Linked DNA regions of Homo sapiens: region 1 is linked to region 2. A link is an interaction called in ENCODE POLR2A ChIA-PET data of the cell type or tissue named here. Cell type or tissue: PC-9. All regions are shown on one strand. Links, peaks and the distances in the headings refer to the core of each region. The heading gives the core; the rest is flanking DNA. Region 1 overlaps UBE2G1 (ubiquitin conjugating enzyme E2 G1). Region 2 overlaps UBE2G1 (ubiquitin conjugating enzyme E2 G1).

Region 1 (9,276 bases), core at 767-8,766, 71 kb before region 2:
AAAAGTCAGATTTGCTATTGTTTGGGGAAATTTTCAGTAAGTTGAATTAAGAACCATCTATTTTTAGTTCTCAGGGGTAATGACTGGGATCAAGAGCTCACAACGGCCAATAAATGTTATTGCTATATCCAATCCAAGAGGTGGGTGCAACTAGAATACAAAAAGGACAAAGCACCTAGTGATGACTCCTTCGAAGTCATCATTAAAAATCAAGTAATTGCTCATTAAGTATTTCAGTATTTGAACTAAATCATTTGAGAACATTCTGGCAGGTAAGAGATAAAAGCAAAGGGGAGTGTGTCAAAACAAAGAAGATACAAAAGTTTAGTAAGTGAAAAGAGTTTAATGAAGCCTCAAGGGTTTAAGGGAAATTAAATGGAAACTTTTAATCCTAATTGCTTTTCATCTGACATGCTTAAAGGAATCCTTTTAAACTGATAAGAAACAATGAATAGGAAAGAAAACCTGCTAAAATCTCTTAGAATTTACACGATTCTTATTCTACTACAAGAAAGCATTATTTGGTACAAGGTGTATTTGTGGATGTACATGAACAGTATATATATTATCCGGATCATGTTGTGCTATGTACAGGTCTTTACAATTCTTCCTGAAGGTTAAAACAGTTCATTAGAATTCAAAATGCGTAATCATCTGTAAGTTGGCACTTGTTAGGCTCTTGTCAGCATTGATAACTGGCATGTTTTATTGCAGCCCAGTTCCAGCCAGTGTTTGCCAACTTGTACAACAGAAGTCCAGCAATAGGTGGGTAGAGTGCAGGAAAAACAGTGCCATGTTTCTCAATTGGAGACCTACAACAACAAAAACAACATTATATAGTCAATTCATCAATTACAAAAGAATTAACTGTAAGTAGGTTTTATCCATATTAGATTTATTTGACAACAAATCCTTAATTTCATTCTGAGCTCACTTTGTTTCTATCTATTATGGTAGCTCACAGCCACGTGGGTATATTTAATTTTAAATGTAAATTAATTGCCATTAAGTACAATTTACAATTTAGTTCCTGAGTCATGCTAAGCACATTTCACGTGCTCAGTAGTCACATGTGGCTAGTGACTGGCAAGCTGAACAGCACAGCTGTATCCTTATCATCACAGAACGTTCTACTGGACAGCGCTAATTTAGATTTTTCAATACTTCAAATGTCTTTCAACTTATATTAAATCTAGAATCCATAAGAGAAGATTTAAAAGCCAAGTGATTTGGAAATTTACAAACATTTGAGGATGTTCAGAGAAACAACTTAAGATTGCCACACTTCCCAACTTGCTAAATTCTATCTAACTCACTATAGCTCCCTTCAAACCCATTTTCTCCACAAAGCCTGCCACAAATGACCCTCCATCCCAACCACAGTTTCTAAGTGTTTCAAATCTGTTGGCCTCGTATCATCCAGTTAGACTGTAAGTCAAGAACACATCTACATAAAAAGCAGCACCGCCTCATCGAGTTCTGATGTGCCAAGCAGCATGCTAAGCGCTTTACAAACTCATTTCCTGAATGCTCACAATCATCATTATGAAGGAGTCTCCCCTCTAAAGCTGAGACAAGTTCACATAGCCAATAAATGGCTGAGTTTCCTGTTCAAAAAGTTAGAAAAACACTAGGTTGAAGTTTTTGTTTGTTATTTATTTGAGACAGGGTCCCACTCTGTCCCTCATGCTGGAGTGTAGTGGCATGAACATGGCTCACTGCAGCCTCTGGGCTCAAGTGATCTTCACACCTCAGCCTCCCAAGCAGCTGGGACCACAGGCACACACCACCATGCCCAGATAATTTTTAATTTTTTTTTGTAGAAACAGGGTCCTCACCACGTCACCCAGGCTGGTCTTGAACTACAGGCTCAAGCAACGCTGCCACCTCGGCCTCCCAAAGTGTTGGGATTACAGGCATGTGCTACTGCACCCAGTGGTTAAAGCTTTAAAAGTCTCATTTGACTATTAGACTTTTCAGAGTCTTTATTATATTAATATGTGCTTTGAAAGGGGGGTGGGTGGGGGCGCCAAGGACAGCAGAAAAGGAAACACCTATTAGGACTGCATCTTTAGGTCAAGTGTTCCAAAGAACTCAGAAACTCTGAATCCATTGCCATGCACAATTTTGGGCAAAAGAAACAGAAGATGACTAAGAAATCAAGGGATATAATTTTAAATTCCTCACAGAGAAGCCAAATATACCTAAAGAGTTATGACAAATTTTAACTCACACCAGACATGTTCAAAATTCAGCATGCCTTCTAAAGCCCAATATGAACTTACCAATTTTTTTTTTTGAGACGGAGTCTTGCTCTGTCACCCAGGCTGCAGTGGCGCGATCTCGGCTCACTGCAAGCTCCGCCTCCCTGGTTCACGCCATTCTCCTGCCTCAGCCTCCCGAGTAGCTGGATCTACAGGCACCCGCCACCACACCCGGCTAATTTATTGTATTTTTAGTACAGATGGGGTTTCATCCTGTTAGCCAGGATGGTCTTTTTTTTTTTTTTTTGAGACAGAGTCTTGCTCTGTCGCCCAGGCTGGAGTGCAGTGGCGCGATCTCGGCTCACTGCAAGCTCCACCTCCCGGGTTCGCGCCATTCTCCTGCCTCAGCCTCCCGAGTAGCTGGGAATACAGGCGCCTGCCACCATGCCCGGCTAATTTTTTGTATTTTTAGTAGAGACGGGGTTTCACTGTGTTAGCCAGGATGGTCTCGATCTTCTGACCTCGTGATCTGCCTACCTCGGCCTCCCAAAGTGCTGGGATTAGAGGCGTGAGCCACCACGCCTGGCCAAATTGATCTATCTTACAATCACTCAAATGCAACCATACCAAAAGCTCTGTTGTGGGGAGAAAGAAAGCCATTTAGACAACCTCCCTACAAGATCCTGAGAGGTAGAACGACTGCTATATGTCTTTCCAAAAGACATGTACCAATCAATGTAAATGGCCCTTAGCAAAGCATGAAATGTACTAAGTAACAAATATATCACCTTCACCAGATACACGTATGCACATACATATTTTTATTAGAAAATCAAAAGACATACACTGAAACCCAAGAGATGGCCAGGCACAGTGGCTCCTGCCTGTAGTCCCAGCACTTTGGGAGGCCAAGGTGGGAAGATTGTTAGACACCAGGAGTTCGAGACCAGCCTGGGCAACAGGAGACCCTTGTCTGTACAATAAATAATATAATTAGCCAGCCACGGTGGCACATGCCTGTGGGAGGACAACTTGAAGCTAGGAGTTCAAGGCTGCAGTGAGACATGAGTGTACCACTGCACTGAAGCCTGAGTGACAGTAAGAGTGAGACCTTGTCTCAAAAAAGGAACAGAACAGGGCAGGGGAGGACGCCACTGCACTCCAGCCTAGGCAACAGAGCAAGACTCCCGTCTTAAAAAAAAACAACACTAAAATCAGGCGACCTAGCCTTTTAATAGCAAAGATCCAGTTTTAAACAGCATTACCCTTTTCAGCAGAGGAAAAAGAAAATCTATCCCTCTTCCCTTTTAATAAAAGTTATACTAAATTCTAAATAGAGACAAGGCCTCAGTACAGAAAAGGCAGGTTTTGTCATTCTTTTCTCCAGAAAGATAAATGTGAAACTGAATTAACCAGCACAACACTGCAAATAAATGGTGCTGACTTGCAACAGTCATTTACATTTTAAGCATATCCATTTCGCAGAATTTATGTTTCAATATTAATTGAAATTATATCAATTGCACCTGTCATTTGCCTCATATCTTCTCAGAATTATGCCTGCTTTTTAACCTAAAAATCTGGAGATGGTTTACCTCCAAAGAACTTGAGTGTCTTATTCCATTTATTAATATTTCTAAAACTAGAGTCGTCTTTAATTTTCCATATGGCTACAAAACCTAATCTTTTAAAAAGATCTAAAAAAATATAAAACAGACCAATGTGCTCCCAAATAGAAGCCACTTTTTGATGTTAATGACAAAAATAAAAGTAATTCTTCAATCATAGGGAAGTATTTCAATGATCTTAAGTGTTTCAATGATCTTGTAAGTGAAAACAGCCAATACCAATTAAGTTTTCCCCATTACCCTTCACAAAAAAATGCTTCCAAAAGTTCCAAATCACCCTACACAGCCACCCAGTGTACTCCTGCTCCGTCACCAATCCGCTGACTTTTTCCCCCACACTGGGACCGTGCTGCTCGTCGTCTTCTACCATGAGATTGGTGAGTAGCTCTAACACCAACTTCCTTTCTGAGCTCTCTGTGAGAACTCACTCTCCTAACTCTCCTGCATGTTACCAAGCCAGTCTCTGTCTCTTCCTTCTGTACCCTAATTGTGCAGTCTCCAAGTTGTCCTTGCCCTGGTAAGTACTGCTCTCTACACCAAACAGATCTTCATCTCTACTCTGGAGACTTGCAATGTCACCAGCAGCCCTACTTCTAACCTCTATCCTAACCACCTCAAATTGAGTCATGGTCTGCTTCTACTCCCACTGAAGCCCCCCCGCCCTTTTTTTTGGAGACAGAGTTACCCTCTGTCGCCCAGGCTGGAGTGCAGTGGTGCAATCTCCGCCTCCCAGGTTGAAGTGATTCTCCTGCCTCAGCCTCCCGAGTAGCTGGGATTACAGTCGCACACCACCGTACTGGCTAATTTTTTTTTTTGTATTTTTAGTAGGAAGCGGTTTTGCCATGTTGGTCTCAAACTCCCACCCACCGATCTTCGCCTCCCAAAGTGCTGGGATTACAGGCGTGAGCCACTGCCCCTGGCCTCCACTGAAGTTTTTAATGTGGTTTAACCTTACTTTGTTTTATGCTTGGTCTACCTGGCTAGGCAAACAGTCTTTACAGGTCAGTATAGTGTATCTATCGCATTCTATGTGTTCCTTCTTTCCCCAAGAGGACAGTGCCTTTGCAAATGTGTTAGAAATAACTATAGATTCATGCCCCACATCTGCAACTAAGTAAGGCAGGCAGGCAGCCTTCTACCTTACTGTGCTGAGTTACGCAATCCGTAGTACTTATTCTGGGTCAAGTTCCCTAGGAAACGGATTCTGAGGCAGAGATTTGAGGTTTGTCAGGAGGTGCTCTCAAAAACAAGAGTGAGGGATGCAAGCTTAGACAAAGGGAGAAGATGAACTAACTCAAGGCAGTTGAAACAAAGGCCTCAGTCAATACTATGTTAGAATGACCTTCCCGAGAATTCCCAAACAAGACAAAAGAGCCAGTTGACCAAGCCTTTGTACCAACCCAACTCCACCCGTCTAATCCACTAGTCACTGAATGCAGGTAAGCACCAGCGATTCCTACAGGGGAACTCAGCTGTGCTTTACAGCAGACAAGGTTCCCGAAGCTTGGGAATGACTGCCTCCCTCAAGGCAGTCTACCCACACCTGGCTCACCCTCTCTCACTTGCTGCCTCTGATGAAGCCAACTGCCATGTTGTGAATTGACTTATGGAGAGGTCTTCAGTAGACAGAACTGAGGGAGAACTCCAGCCAACAGGCAGTGAGGAGGAACTCAGTCGTGCCTGGAACCAGATGCACCCCAGTTGAGTCAACACCTTGACCACAGCCTTATGAGAGACCCGGAGTCAACCAAGCCACACCCAGATCCCATGGCCATGGAAATCATGAGATAATAAATGTTGTTTCAAGCCACTAAGTTTTAGTAATTTGTTACGTAGCAATAAAGAACCAATACAGTCCCTCTAGCCTTGGTGCAGAACGGAGTCCTCCTGTCCAGTGGTACACAAAGTAGCCATGGTTCTCATCTGTGGCAAGGGGAGAATTTGTTTCCTTTTCCTCTCTATTCTTCCTACCCCACAGCTGAATTAGAACATAAGGGTACTAATAATCTCTATATAGGACAAGGTATAAACACTAACAAAATGTGAGATAAAGCCTGGGCCAAGTGGCACCCACAGTAATCCGTGCATTTTGAGAAAATATGTGTGGGTCATGGACTTGAATGTAGATAAATATGTATTTTCAAATAATCTTAAATTGATTTCACTTTCAGTTCAGCCCAGACAGACAATACATTTTTCAAGTGTTTATAGTGAGTTTTCGTTCACGTCTATGTCCTATCACATGACTGAAAACACAAAAAATACTCAGAAAGTGCATGGTGATAAAGCCGTGAGAAAAGCCAGCCTTCAAGAAGAGACAGGTGAGGCTGCTGACTATTCAGTCTACAAAGCCGGCCTTGGGGAAACAGGTATCTTTTACATTTTTTTTTTTTTGTTTGAGATGGAGTCTCACTCTCTTGGCTCACTGCCTCTGCCTCCTGCAGCCTCTGCCTCCGGGATTCAAGTGATTCTCCTGCGTCAGCCTCCCAAGTAGCTGGAATTACAGGCGCCTACCACTACGCCCAGCTACTTTTTGTATTTTTAGTGGAGACGGGGTTTCACCATGTTGGCCAGGCTGGTCTTGAACTCCTGACCTCAAGTGATCCACCCATCTTGGCCTCCCAAAGTGCTGGGCTTACATGCATGCGCCACCGCGCCCGGCCTAAGGAAACAGGTTTCCATGGTATAAAGCCTTAATACAAAAAAATTGTGTAATGGCAATGACATTTAAAAATTAGGTGCACATCTCAATAAAAAGAAGACTGACTCATTTATTTAAGCATTTGATTGTCTACAGCAGGGGTGCCCAGTCTTTTGGCTTCTCTGAACCACACTGGAAGACAAATTGTCTTGGGCCACACAAAATACACTAACACTAACCACAGCTGATGAACTTAAAAAAGAAAAAATAAAAAAAAATCTTGATGTTTTACGAAATTCTACCAATTTGTGTTGGGCTGCATTCAAAGCTGTCCTGGGATACATGTGGCCCGCAGGCTGCAGGCTGGACAAGCTAGCATACTATACTCTGAATATCAGACAGATGAGTGAAATATAGACCCATTGTTAGAACACATTAGTGATTTTGGTGTGATGTATATTTAATTCAATTTTTAAATGATTACACTTTTAGTTCAACTAATGATTGGTTTAGGTACTTACTGAGGCATTTACTTCCTAAGCAGATTTTTAAAAGATGGTGAAAATAGGAATAATTTTTAGACTGCATGGTATATCTGGTAGTAAAGGGGAGCACTTCTGGTTATAATAAGGAGATCTGAAAGCACATCTAAATTTTTTCTAGAAACCAGAGATATCAAACATGAAAACAGGATAAATGGTGGACAGACTTTAGCTTTACTTCGGACTTAAACCTTTGCATTTGATACATTTAATCACAAAAATAAATTAAAATTAAGATAAACAAGCCAACCATTGAAAAATACAAAAGCCCATGGCCAGCCACAGTGGCTCATGCCTGTCATCCCAGCACTGTGAGAGGCCAAGGCAGGTGGATCACTTGAGGTCAGGAGTTCGAGGCCAGCCTGACCAACATGGTGAAATCCCATCTCTACTAAAAAATACAAAATAAGCCAGGAGTGGTGGCACACACCTGTAATCCCAGCTACTTGGGAGGCTGAGGCAGGATAATTGCTTGAACCTGGGAGGCGGAGGTTGCAGTGAGCTGAGATCACGCCATTGCACTCCAGCCTGGGCAATGAGAGTGAAACTCCATCTCAAAAAAAAAAAAAAAAATGCCCAAAACAGATCAACACGTACTGGCTGATGTGTTGGAAATCTGATTGTAGAACATAACAGGCACTGTGTACCAGTGGTGAAAGCAAGGACTTGTCAATAAATGGTACAGTCAACAGTTACACATCAGGGGAAAGTGGGGTGAGTGAAGTTCAACCTCTACCTCATACCATACACAAAAATCAATTTCAATGGATTCAACACAAATATGAAAAGCGAAACAAAACAGATTTTTGGTGGTTAAAAAAGAACAGGCTCTCTAGCCAAGAAACGAAAAGTAAAATCCATAAAGGAAAAGACTAATCAATTCACCTGCATTAAAATTAAGAACCTCAGGCCAGGTGCGGTGGCTCATGCCCGTAATCCCAGCACTCTGGGACGCTGAGGCACTAGAACTGCTTGAACCCAGGAGACGGAGATTGCAGTGAGCCGAGATTGCACCACTGCAATCCAGCCCGAGCGACACAGCGAAACTCTGCCCCCAAAAAAAAGTTATATATATATATATATATATATATATATATATATATATATATATATGAACCTCAGTTTGTCCAAAGGATACCACAAAGAAAATAAAAGGACAAGTACACAAATCAACAAACTGAAAAAGTAATCTAAAAACCTGAACACGCAATTCACAGAGAAAACCTCAATGGTCAAACACATGAAACGATATGCAATTTCACTGGTAACTAGGGCAATTCATATTAAGTCCACAATATCCAGATTTAGATAGATAGACTTTTTTTTTTTTTTTTGAGATGAAGTCTCACTCTGTAGCCCAGGCTAGAGTGCAGTGGCGTGATCTCGGCTCATCGCAGCCTCCGCCTCCTGGGTTCAAGTGATTCTCCTGCCTCAGCTTCCAGAGTAGCTAGGATTACAGGTGTGCACCACTGCACATGGCTAATTTTTTGTATATCTGGTAGAGACGAGGTTTCACCATGTTGGCCAGGCTGGTCTTGAACTCCCATCATCAGGTAATCCACCTGCCTCAGCTCCCACAAGTGCTAGGATTACAAGTGTGAGCCGCGGCACCTGGGCTTTTTTTTTTTTTTTTTTTTTTTTTTTTGAGATGGAGTCTCGCTCTGTTGCCCAGGCTGGAGTGCAATGATGCAATCTCAGCTCACTGCAACCTCCGCCTCCTGGGTTCAAGTGATTCTCCCATCTCAGCCTCCTGAGTAGCTGGGACTATAGGAGTGCACCACTACACCTTGGTAATTTTTATATTTTTTGGTAGAGATGGGGTTTCAGCCACATGGACCAGGCTGGTCTTGTAAGTGATCTGCCCATCTCAACCTCCCAAAATGCTGGGTTACAGGCATGAGCCACCATGCCCGGCTGGGAATCTTTTTTTTTTTTGGAACGGAGTTTTGTTCTTGTTGCACAGGCTGGAGTGCAGTGGTGTGATCTCGGCTCACCGCAACCTCCGCCTCCCGGGTTCAAGCGATTCTCCTGCCTCAGCCTCCTAACTGGGACAACAGGCGCACGCCACTGTGCCTGGCTAATTTTTTATATTTTTAGTAGAGATGGGGTTTCACCATATTGGCCAGGCTGGTCTTGAACTCCTGACCTTGTGATCCACCCGCCTCGGCCTCCCAAAGTGCTGGGATTACAGGTGTGAGCCACCGCACCTGGCCACAAAGGGGATCTTTATCCTTGCCAATGGGACTATGAAAAGAAGGAAC
Region 2 (9,276 bases), core at 602-8,601:
TTGTGCCACTGAACTCCTGCTGGGCAACAAATCGAGATCCTGCCTCAAAGAAAAAGAAAAGAATTCTATTCCACCAGCAAATTCCAACAGCTCTATTTAGGAAATACACCCAAGAATTAAACCACTTTGTTCTCGGCTCCAATACAGGTCCAAGCTAGCATCATGTCTCATCTGACTCTCCGTGCAGTCTATATTCTCAGCATAGCAAGCCAAGAATGATCTCATTAAAATGTAAATCAGGTCATATCACTCCAGTGCTGAAAAACCTCACGGGTACCTCACTCTGAGTAAAAGCCTAAATCCTTACCTGTAAAAAATCACACAGCCTCCCCTCCACACCCTTTGCTGCTCCTCTGACATTGCCAGGCCTCTCTCCCACTGCAGCGCCCCTGTACTGTTCTTCTCTTGGCCTGGAAAGCTCTTCAAGACATCAGTACTCCACCCTCAACTTTTCATTCCCTTTCCCCGCTTTATTTTCTCTCCAGGGCACTTATCACTACCTAATACACCACATTTTTAATTTAATTATCTAGTTTACCATCTGTCTTCCCACAATAACTGCAAAACTTTGTACCAGCAAAACTTTCATGTCCTGTTCTTTAATGTACTGCTATGTTTACAAAAGTAGGCACTCAAATATTTGTTAAATGTAGAATTCAATTTGAAGATTATGTGTGATCTGCCAGCACTTTAAATTCAAAGTACCAACATAAGGTAATTTTTACATGATCCTATGGCTTAAAGGCTCTAAAAGTTTATATTAATAACAAGTCCAGGCCAGGCGCGGTAGCTCACGCCTGTAATCCCAGCACTTTGGGAGGCCCAGGTGGGTGGGTCACCTGAGGTGTAGTCCCAGCTACAAGGGAGGCTGAGGCAGAAGAATTGCTTTAACCCAGGAGGCGGAGGTTGCAGTGAGCCAAAATCATGACACTGGACTCCAGCCTGGATGAAAAGAGTGAGACTCCATCTCAAAAAAAAATTTTATGTCCAAGCCCTCTTTTCATATATATGAAGGTTGGTTTGGGTGGCATTTCACTATACTCTTCTTCAAACCTTTTTTCTTTTTTTTTTTGAGACGGAGTCTCGCTCTGTCGCCCAGGCTGGAGTGTGGTGGCGCAATCTCGGCTCACTGCAAGCTCCGCCTCCTGGGTTCACGCCATTCTCCTGCCTCAGCCTTCTGAGTAGCTGGGACTACTGGCGCCCACCACCACGCCCGGCTAATTTTTTGTACTTTAATTAGACACAGGGTTTCACTTGTTTGCCAGGATGGTCTCGATCTCCTGACCTCATGATCCGCCCGCCTCATTCTCCCAAAGTGCTGGGATTACAGGCGTGAGCCACCGCGCCCAGCCTCAAACCTTTTTTCAAGAGGAGCAGAAACATTTATACTGGTAGATTTCTCCTCAGTTGCAACAGATACAAACTCTGGAGACTAAAGCTCTGGGGATGTTTCTGGAAAAAAATAGCAATGACTATTAGCCAAAAGACAAAAACAGGCAAACAAATACAATGGTACTCCAACAGGCTTCTAAAACAGCACTAAGTCCTTCATTTATTGAAGGAGGAGCCAAGGTTATTCTCAATCAATCGTAAAGCAAGTTCATAGGAGGAATAAATTGCATACCAAGAAAAAAAGCAATCAAGAGTTAAGTACTTAGAGCTGTTAACACTGAGTGTTATACAAAGTAAGTCTGTACCTCAAAGAATCTACAATCAAGAAGCCCGGCCGGGCGCGGTGGCTCGCGCCTGTAATCCCAGCACTTTGGGAGGCCGAGGCAGGCGGATCACGAGGTCAGGACATTGAAACCATCCTGACTAACACAGTGAAACCCCGTCTCTACTAAAACTACAAAAAATTAGCTGGGTGTGGTGATGGGGGCCTGTAGTGCCAGCTACTCGGGAGGCTGAGGCAGGAGAATCTCTTGAACCCGGGAGGCGGAGGCTGCAATGAGCCGAGATTGCGCCACTGCACTCCAGCCTGGACGACAAGAGTGAAACGCCATATGAAGAAAGCTCTCAAAAAAAAAAAAGGAAAGGAAAAAGCTCTCAGCCAGGTGCGGTGACTCACACCTGTAATCCTAGCACTTTGGGAGGCTGAGGCCAGAGGTTTGAGACCGGCCTGGGCAACACAATGAGAAACCCCCATCTCTACAAAAAATAAACATAAAACTTAGCTGGGTGTGGTGGTGTACCATGTGGTGGTATAGTCCTAGCTACATGGGAGGCTGAGACAGGAGGATCACTTGAGCCCAGGGGTTTGAGGCTGCAGTGAGCTATCACTGTGCCACCTCATTGCAGCCTGGGCTACAGAGACTCTGTCCCTAAATATATAAAAAATAAATAAAAAATAAAAGGGATGAGAGTTAAGGTATTAAAAAATAAGTATTTTACCTGCCTTCAGAAATTTCCCACAATTCAAAATTCAAAAATGTTTATGTGGCTAAGAAATGAAGAATCAAACTTCAAATTACAAACAGAATTACTGAAAATTTTAAATGAGCTTTGCAAATACATTAATTCAGAACTAAAAGTCTGATATGATGTCACATTAAAGCAAGAAGCCCAGAAGGGACAAGCAGAGTGACAGCACCAAATGGGCAGCCAGAAATACAAGGAAGTCCAAGCCCCTCATGAGCAACTTAGTTTTCATGACTTTTTTCCAACTTTTATTTTAGATTCAGGGGGTTATTACTTTGTTTGAGGGGAAAAGGTGTCAACAACTTTTCTCTGCAATGTTTAGCCAAAGGTAATCTAATAAATAATCAAATAATCTTTCCCACACAAGCCTCGAGCAGATTCTAATGGCCTGAAAAGTACAAATGATGCTCAATTTGAATTTTAAACAATATTGTTCCACTTTCATTCTATAAAGAAAATGAAAATATAATTTACTCTGAAAGGCACTTTTAAAAATTCAATTCCTGGCTTATTTCCAGTAACTTACAAATATTCCCTATACATAACTTTCATTGATCCCTTTAAAACTTTAAAAATCACACATACAGTAAATAAACCTTCGGTAACACTATAAAAACAATTACTATTACTTCTAGCAATTACTTATCAAGGCAAATAAACAGCTACTGAATTTACCATTGAACTTTCTTTAGTCATAGTAACGAGAGATATCTGGTACTCCATTGCATTTACTGAAAAAATGTTTACAGACTTAAGACTTGTTTACTCTTCTAATAGTCACCTACTACACAATTCTCATCTTACAAGGGAAGGTCTCTTGTTGATCTTCAGAGCATGAAATCAGAGACAGCTTTAGTATGTAGATCCCCAAGTAAAAATAGAACAGATTCCAGGGACTCAAAATGAGAAGGCGGAGGAAGAACAACTCTTATTTAAGAAAACAACCTACAGTTCTATTCAAAATCATAAAATGGATGATTATATTTCATATAATTTGGATACCAAGTGTTGAATAATTCAAGATTGCACTTTTAGAATTCATTTTACCTTGGGATTACTAATAGGATTCTAGCATCTGCTATTGATATTGCAACAATATAGGATTCAGAATTGCTAAACAACTTCCTCTTTATAAAAATGACTAACCTTAAAATACAGTCTGATTTACAACCAGTAATCTGAAGACCAATTTTAACTCATACTTTCTACCTTCTGAAAGCCTTTTACACTAATTAAATAAACATCAAATGTTAGTACTAACCAACAATAACCATGAATGCCTCACTCAGACTAAAAGCCTAAATCCTTACCTGTAAAAACCACACAGACTCCCCTCCACACCCTTTGTTGCTCCTTATCCAGACTTATACCGAAATAATCCTAAATATGTATTAGATAGCTAATACACTTGTTTTGTATGGTCCTTCACAGTAGATGAGTTACTGCAGTCTCATCTATACAGCTTACATTTTCTTCTTCTTTTTTTTTTTTTTTTTTTTTGAGACAGAGTCTCGCGCTGTTGCCCAGGCTGGAGTGCAGTGGCGCGATCTCGGCTCACTGCAACCTCTGCCTCCTGGGTTCAAGCGATTCTTCTTGCCTCAGCCTCCCAAGTGGCTGGGACTATAGGTGTGCACCACCATGCCCGGCTAATTTTTGTATTTTTAGTAGAGACGGGGTTTCACTATGTTGGCCAGGCTGGTCTTGAACTCCTGACCTCGTGATCCACCCGCCTCGGCCTCCCAAAGTGCTGTGATTACAGGTGTGAGCCACCGCGTCCAGCTCCAGCTTACATTTTCAATAGAAGTCAAGAAAGGAAGACAGAGGAAACTTAAACTCTGTGATTCATTCAAAATATATTTGCTGAGTATCTATATATGCCCAGTATTGTGTTATGTGCTAGTGATATAATGTAGCACAGGATCAGACGCGGTGGCTCATGCCTGTAATCCCAGCACTTTGGGAGACCAAGGCGGGCGGATCACTTGAGGTCAGGAGTTGGAGACCAACCTGGCCAACACAGTGAAACCCCGTCTCTACTAAAAATACAAAAATTAGCCGGGCATGGTGGTGTATGCTTGTAATCTCAGCCACTCAGGAGGCGGAGGCAGGAGGATCGCTTGAGCCCAGGAGGCGGAGGTTGCAGTGAGCCAAGATCATGCCACTGCACTCCAGCCCTGGGCAACAGAGTTACTCCAGCTCAAAAAAATAATAATAAATGTACCACAGGTTGAGTATCCCTTATCTAAAATGCTTGGGACCAAAAACATTCTGGATTTCAGATTTTGGAATATTTGCATACACATAATGAGACATCCTGGAAATGTAACCCAAGTCTATTAAACACAAAATTTATTTATGTTTCATTCACAGGCACATCTTGTTTTAATGCACTTCAGTTACTGTGTTTTTAACAAATTGAAGGTTCATCAAGCAAGTCTATCAGTGCCATTTTTCCAACATCATGTGCTCACTTGATGTCTCTGTGTCATATTTCGGTAATTCTCACAGTATTTCTTCTTTTTTTTTTTTTTTTTTTTTTGGACATAGAGTCTCGCTCTGTCACCCAGACTGGAGTGCAGTGGCACAATCTCAGCTCACTGCAACCTCCACCTCCTAGGTTTGAGAGATTCTCATGCCTCAGCCTCCCAAATAGCTGCAACTACAGGCAAATGCCACCATGTCTGGCTAATTTTTGTATTCTTTTAGTAGATACAGGTTTTCACCACGTGGACCAGGCTGGTCTCAAACTCCTGACCTCAAGTGATCCACCCATCTCAGCCTCCCAAAGTGACAGGATAAAGGCGTGAGCCACCGCGCCTGGCCAGTTTTTTTCATTATTACTATATTTGTTATGGTGATCTGTGATCAGTGATCTTTGGTTTTTCTATTATAATTGTTTTGGGGCACCACGAATTGTGCCCATATGAGAAAGCAAGCTTAATAAACGTTGTGTGTGTTCTGACTGCTCCACCAACTGCCAGTTCCTGTCTGTCTCCCTGATTCTCAGGACTCCCAATTATCCTGAGACACAACAATACTGAAATTAAGTCAAATAATAACCCTAGAATGGCCTCTAAATGTTCAAGTGGTCTCACTTTAAATCAAACGCTAGAAACGATTAAGATTAGTGGACACCTGGCCAAGAAATTTTAAAAGTTAGCCAGGCGCAATGGCGTGCACCTGTAGTCCCAACTACTTGGGAGGCTGAGGCAGGAGGATCACCTAAGCCCAGGAGGCTGAGGCTGCAGTGAGCTATAACCACACCACTGCACTCCAGTCTAGGTGACAGAGCAAGACCCTGTCTGTAAAGAAAAAAATAGGCCGGGCGCGGTGGCTCACGCCTGTAATCCCAGCACTTTGGGAGGCCGAGGCGGGCGGATCACGAGGTCAGGAGATCGAGACCATCCCGGCTAAAACGGTGAAACCCCGTCTCTACTAAAAATACAAAAAATTAGCCGGGCGTAGTGGCGGGCGCCTGTAGTCCCAGCTACTTGGGAGGCTGAGGCAGGAGAATGGCGTGAATCCGGGAGGCAGAGCTTGCAGTGAGCCGAGATCCCGCCACTGCACTCCAGCCTGGGCGACAGAGCGAGACTCCGTCTCAAAAAAAAAAAAAAAAAAATTAAAGAACAGGCCGGGGGCAATGGCTCATGCCTGTAATCCCAGCACTTTGGGAGGCTGAAGTGGGTAGATCATGAGATCAGCAGTTCAAGACCAGCCTGGCCAACATGGTGACACCCCACCACTACTAAAATACAAAAATTAACTAGGCATGGTGGCATGTGCCTATAATTCCAGGTACTCAGGAGGCTGAGGCACAAGAATCACTTGAACCTGGGAGGCAGAGGTTGCAGTCAGCTGAGATTATGCCACTGCACTCCAGCCTGGGAGACACAACAAGACTCCGTCTCAAAAAAATAAAAATAAAAATAAAAATTAATTAATTAATAATAATAGGGCCGGGCACGGTCGCTCACACCTGTAATCCCAGCACTTTGGGAGGCCAAGGCAGGCAGATCACGAGGTCAAGAGTTCAAGACCAGCCTGGCCAACATGGTGAAACCCAGTCTCTACTAAGAATACAAAAATTAGGCTGGGCGAGGTGGCTCACGCCTGTAATCTCAGCACTTTGGGAGGCCGAGGTGGGCAGATCACGAGGTCAGGAGTTTGAAAACAGCCTGACCAACATGGTGAAACCCTGTCTCTACTAAAATACAAAAATTAGCCAGATGTCGTGGCGCATGCGTGTAGTCCCAGCTACTCAGGATGCTGAGGCAGGAGAATTGCTTGAACCCGGGAGGCAGAGGTTGCAGTGAGCCAAATTTGCACCACTGCACTCCAGCCTAGGACTACCATGAGAATGGTGTGACACCATATATGTTTTTCTTTAAGGATGGTTTAGAGATGGAAAAATGTTAACAAATTTGGCAATTACTTTGGATCACCTGCCGTCATAACTGGCTGCTGCTTGTCATTCACACAACACCAGAACTTAAAACAAATGGAACTGATGTCATCTTGAACTCTTCATTTATTTTGATTTGGAATGGAGGCATTGTTTTTAAAAAAAAAACACGTCACATAGTTGTCTAAAAATAAAATACATTTAATTGGCCAGGCGCTGTGGCTCACGCCTGTAATCCCAGCAGCTTGGGAGGCCGAGGTGGGCGGATCACGAGGTCAGGAGATTGAGACCATCCTGGCTAACACGGTGAAACCCCGTCTCTACTAAAAATACAAAAAATTAGCCGGGCGTGGTGGCATGCACCAGTAGTCCCAGCTACTCGGGAGGCTGAGGCAGAAGAATGGCATGAACCCGGGAGGCGGAGCTTGCAGTGAGCCGAGATTGCGCCACTACACTCCAGTCTCGGCGACAGAGCGAGATTCCGTCTCAAAAAAAAAAAAAATTACATTTAACCTCAAATTAAATAAATAAAAGGACACTGTAATATAACATCTTCACAATACCCAAAATGAGTTTCAAAGGCCTGTTACTTATAGCATACCTATTCAAAGTGGGAGAGAGGGGACCTCACCATCTTGCTCAGGCTGGTCTCAAAACTCCTGGACTCAAGCAATCCTCCTGCCTCGGCCTCCCAAAATGTTGGGATTACAGAAGTTAAGTCACTGCACCCAGCGCTTAAAACTTTTTCAGAATCTTCTTATATACAAATGAGCAAATTTCTATCTTACATATTATGGCTAATGTAACTAACTTAGAACATTGTTGGCCAGGCGTGGTAACTCACACCTGTATTCCCAGCACTTTGGGAGGCTGAGAAGGGTGGATCACCTGAGGTCAGGAGTTTAGGACCAGCCTGGCCAACATGGTGAAACCTCGTCTCTACCAAAAATACAAAAATTAGCTGAGCATGGTGGTGCGCCTGTAATCCCAGCTACTCAGGTGGCTGAGGTGGGAGAATTGCTTGAACCTGGGAGGCAGAGGCTGCAGTAAGCTGAGATTGTGCCACTGCACTCCAGCCTGGGCAACAGAGCAAGACCCTGTCTCAAAAAAAACAAAAAAGAACACTGTCAAGGCAGTTAAAACTAAGTATCACCTTGAACATTTCAAAATAAATAATAAAGAATTCAGAGAACATCTGGCTCTGAACAGTGTCAGTCTCCAAATTAAACTAATTGTAAAAATGTGCACCCAGCAACTTAGACGTAATTATTTAGGTTATAATTTATCTATTTAAATCACTCTTAGATGATGCAGCTATATCATTTTCCTGATAATGATGTCTTCGCCATTCCAACAGAGAAAATGTTTGAATCCAGCTCATTTAAAAATAGTATGAGGCTGGACGTGTTGGCTCACGTCTGTAATCCCAGCACTTTGGGAGGCCGAGGAGGGCAGATCACGAGGTCAGGAGGTCGAGACCATCCTGGCTAACATGGTGAAACCCCGCCTCTACTAAAAATACAAAAAAACTAGCCGGGCATGGTGGCAGGCGCCTGTAGTCCCAGCTACTCGGGAGGCTGAGGCAGGAGAATGGCGTGAACTCGGGAGGCAGAGCTTGCAGTGACCCGAGATCTCACCACTGCACTCCAGCCTGGGCGACAGAGCAAGACTTCGTCAAAAAAAAAAAAAAAAAATTTAGCCAGGTGTAGTGGTGCGTGCCTGTAATCCCAGCTACTCGGGACTCTGAGACAGGAGAATCACCTCTGCCCAGGAGGCAGAGGTTGCAGTGAGCCTGGCTGACAGAGGGAGACTGTCTCACGGGGGCTGGGGGGTGGGGGAAAGGTTAAAAATAAGAGAAACTGAATGCAGGGTATGTAAGAACTCACTGTACTATTCTCACAGTTCTTCTGTGTATCTGAAACTCTTCTAAAAAGGTTTATTTAAAAACAAAAATCCTATCACAGTCATATTGCTTCCCCAATAGCCATGCCATATGGCTTAGAGGCTGAAGAGGGTAGCAGGCAACACAATACCCTCGTCTGTGCCACTGCTGCACCTGCAAGAGTTAAATATAAACCAAACTGGATAACGAGAATTTTGTTGTATCCATTTGGCAAATGCTCAGGGCAGAAGAAGAGCAAAGGTGTCATCCTAAGGGAGAGATGTAGAAATAACCAGAGAAGATAGCAAAAATACAGTATTTTCCTAGGGGAACTATCATACCATAAATGTTCACAGCAGTCTGAAAATCAGAAATTATTCTGAGCTTTGTCAGTGCCAAGTAAAAGAAGAAAAAAGAATGAACAGAAAAAAGAAATTAGCACAGCCTAAAGTACTAATGAGGATAATATAAACCTTACGCACTGCTAAATACAAAAAAATAGGGAAATACAATCCTCTGTTTACCTAGGGTGAAAGAGTATCAAGGAAGACCTCGGAATAACACTCCTCTCTCT

Evidence for each region. ChIA-PET counts read pairs that join two places held together with the same protein. Peaks named below come from ENCODE experiments on the same cell type or tissue, not always from the same donor. Only the 100,000 strongest peaks of a DNase experiment are listed, where the experiment ranks them.
Region 1: POLR2A ChIA-PET joins it to region 2 with 18 read pairs; 9 of 35 experiments call an interaction of 5 or more read pairs at or near these places.

Annotation. Positions count from the first base shown.
Region 1 is chr17:4,271,705-4,280,980 of GRCh38, forward strand. UBE2G1 (ubiquitin conjugating enzyme E2 G1) reads right to left here. Exons shown (of 6, transcript NM_003342.5): 6 at 1-812. Among named protein-coding and RNA genes, the nearest start is that of ANKFY1, 12 kb to the left of the region's middle. In PC-9, for the core only: no CTCF peak of the experiment used is centred there; no DNase peak of the experiment used is centred there.
Region 2 is chr17:4,342,535-4,351,810 of GRCh38, forward strand. The region is part of intron 1 of UBE2G1 (ubiquitin conjugating enzyme E2 G1); the gene reads right to left. Among named protein-coding and RNA genes, the nearest start is that of UBE2G1, 20 kb to the right of the region's middle. In PC-9, for the core only: no CTCF peak of the experiment used is centred there; no DNase peak of the experiment used is centred there; H3K27ac peaks cover 1,522 bases.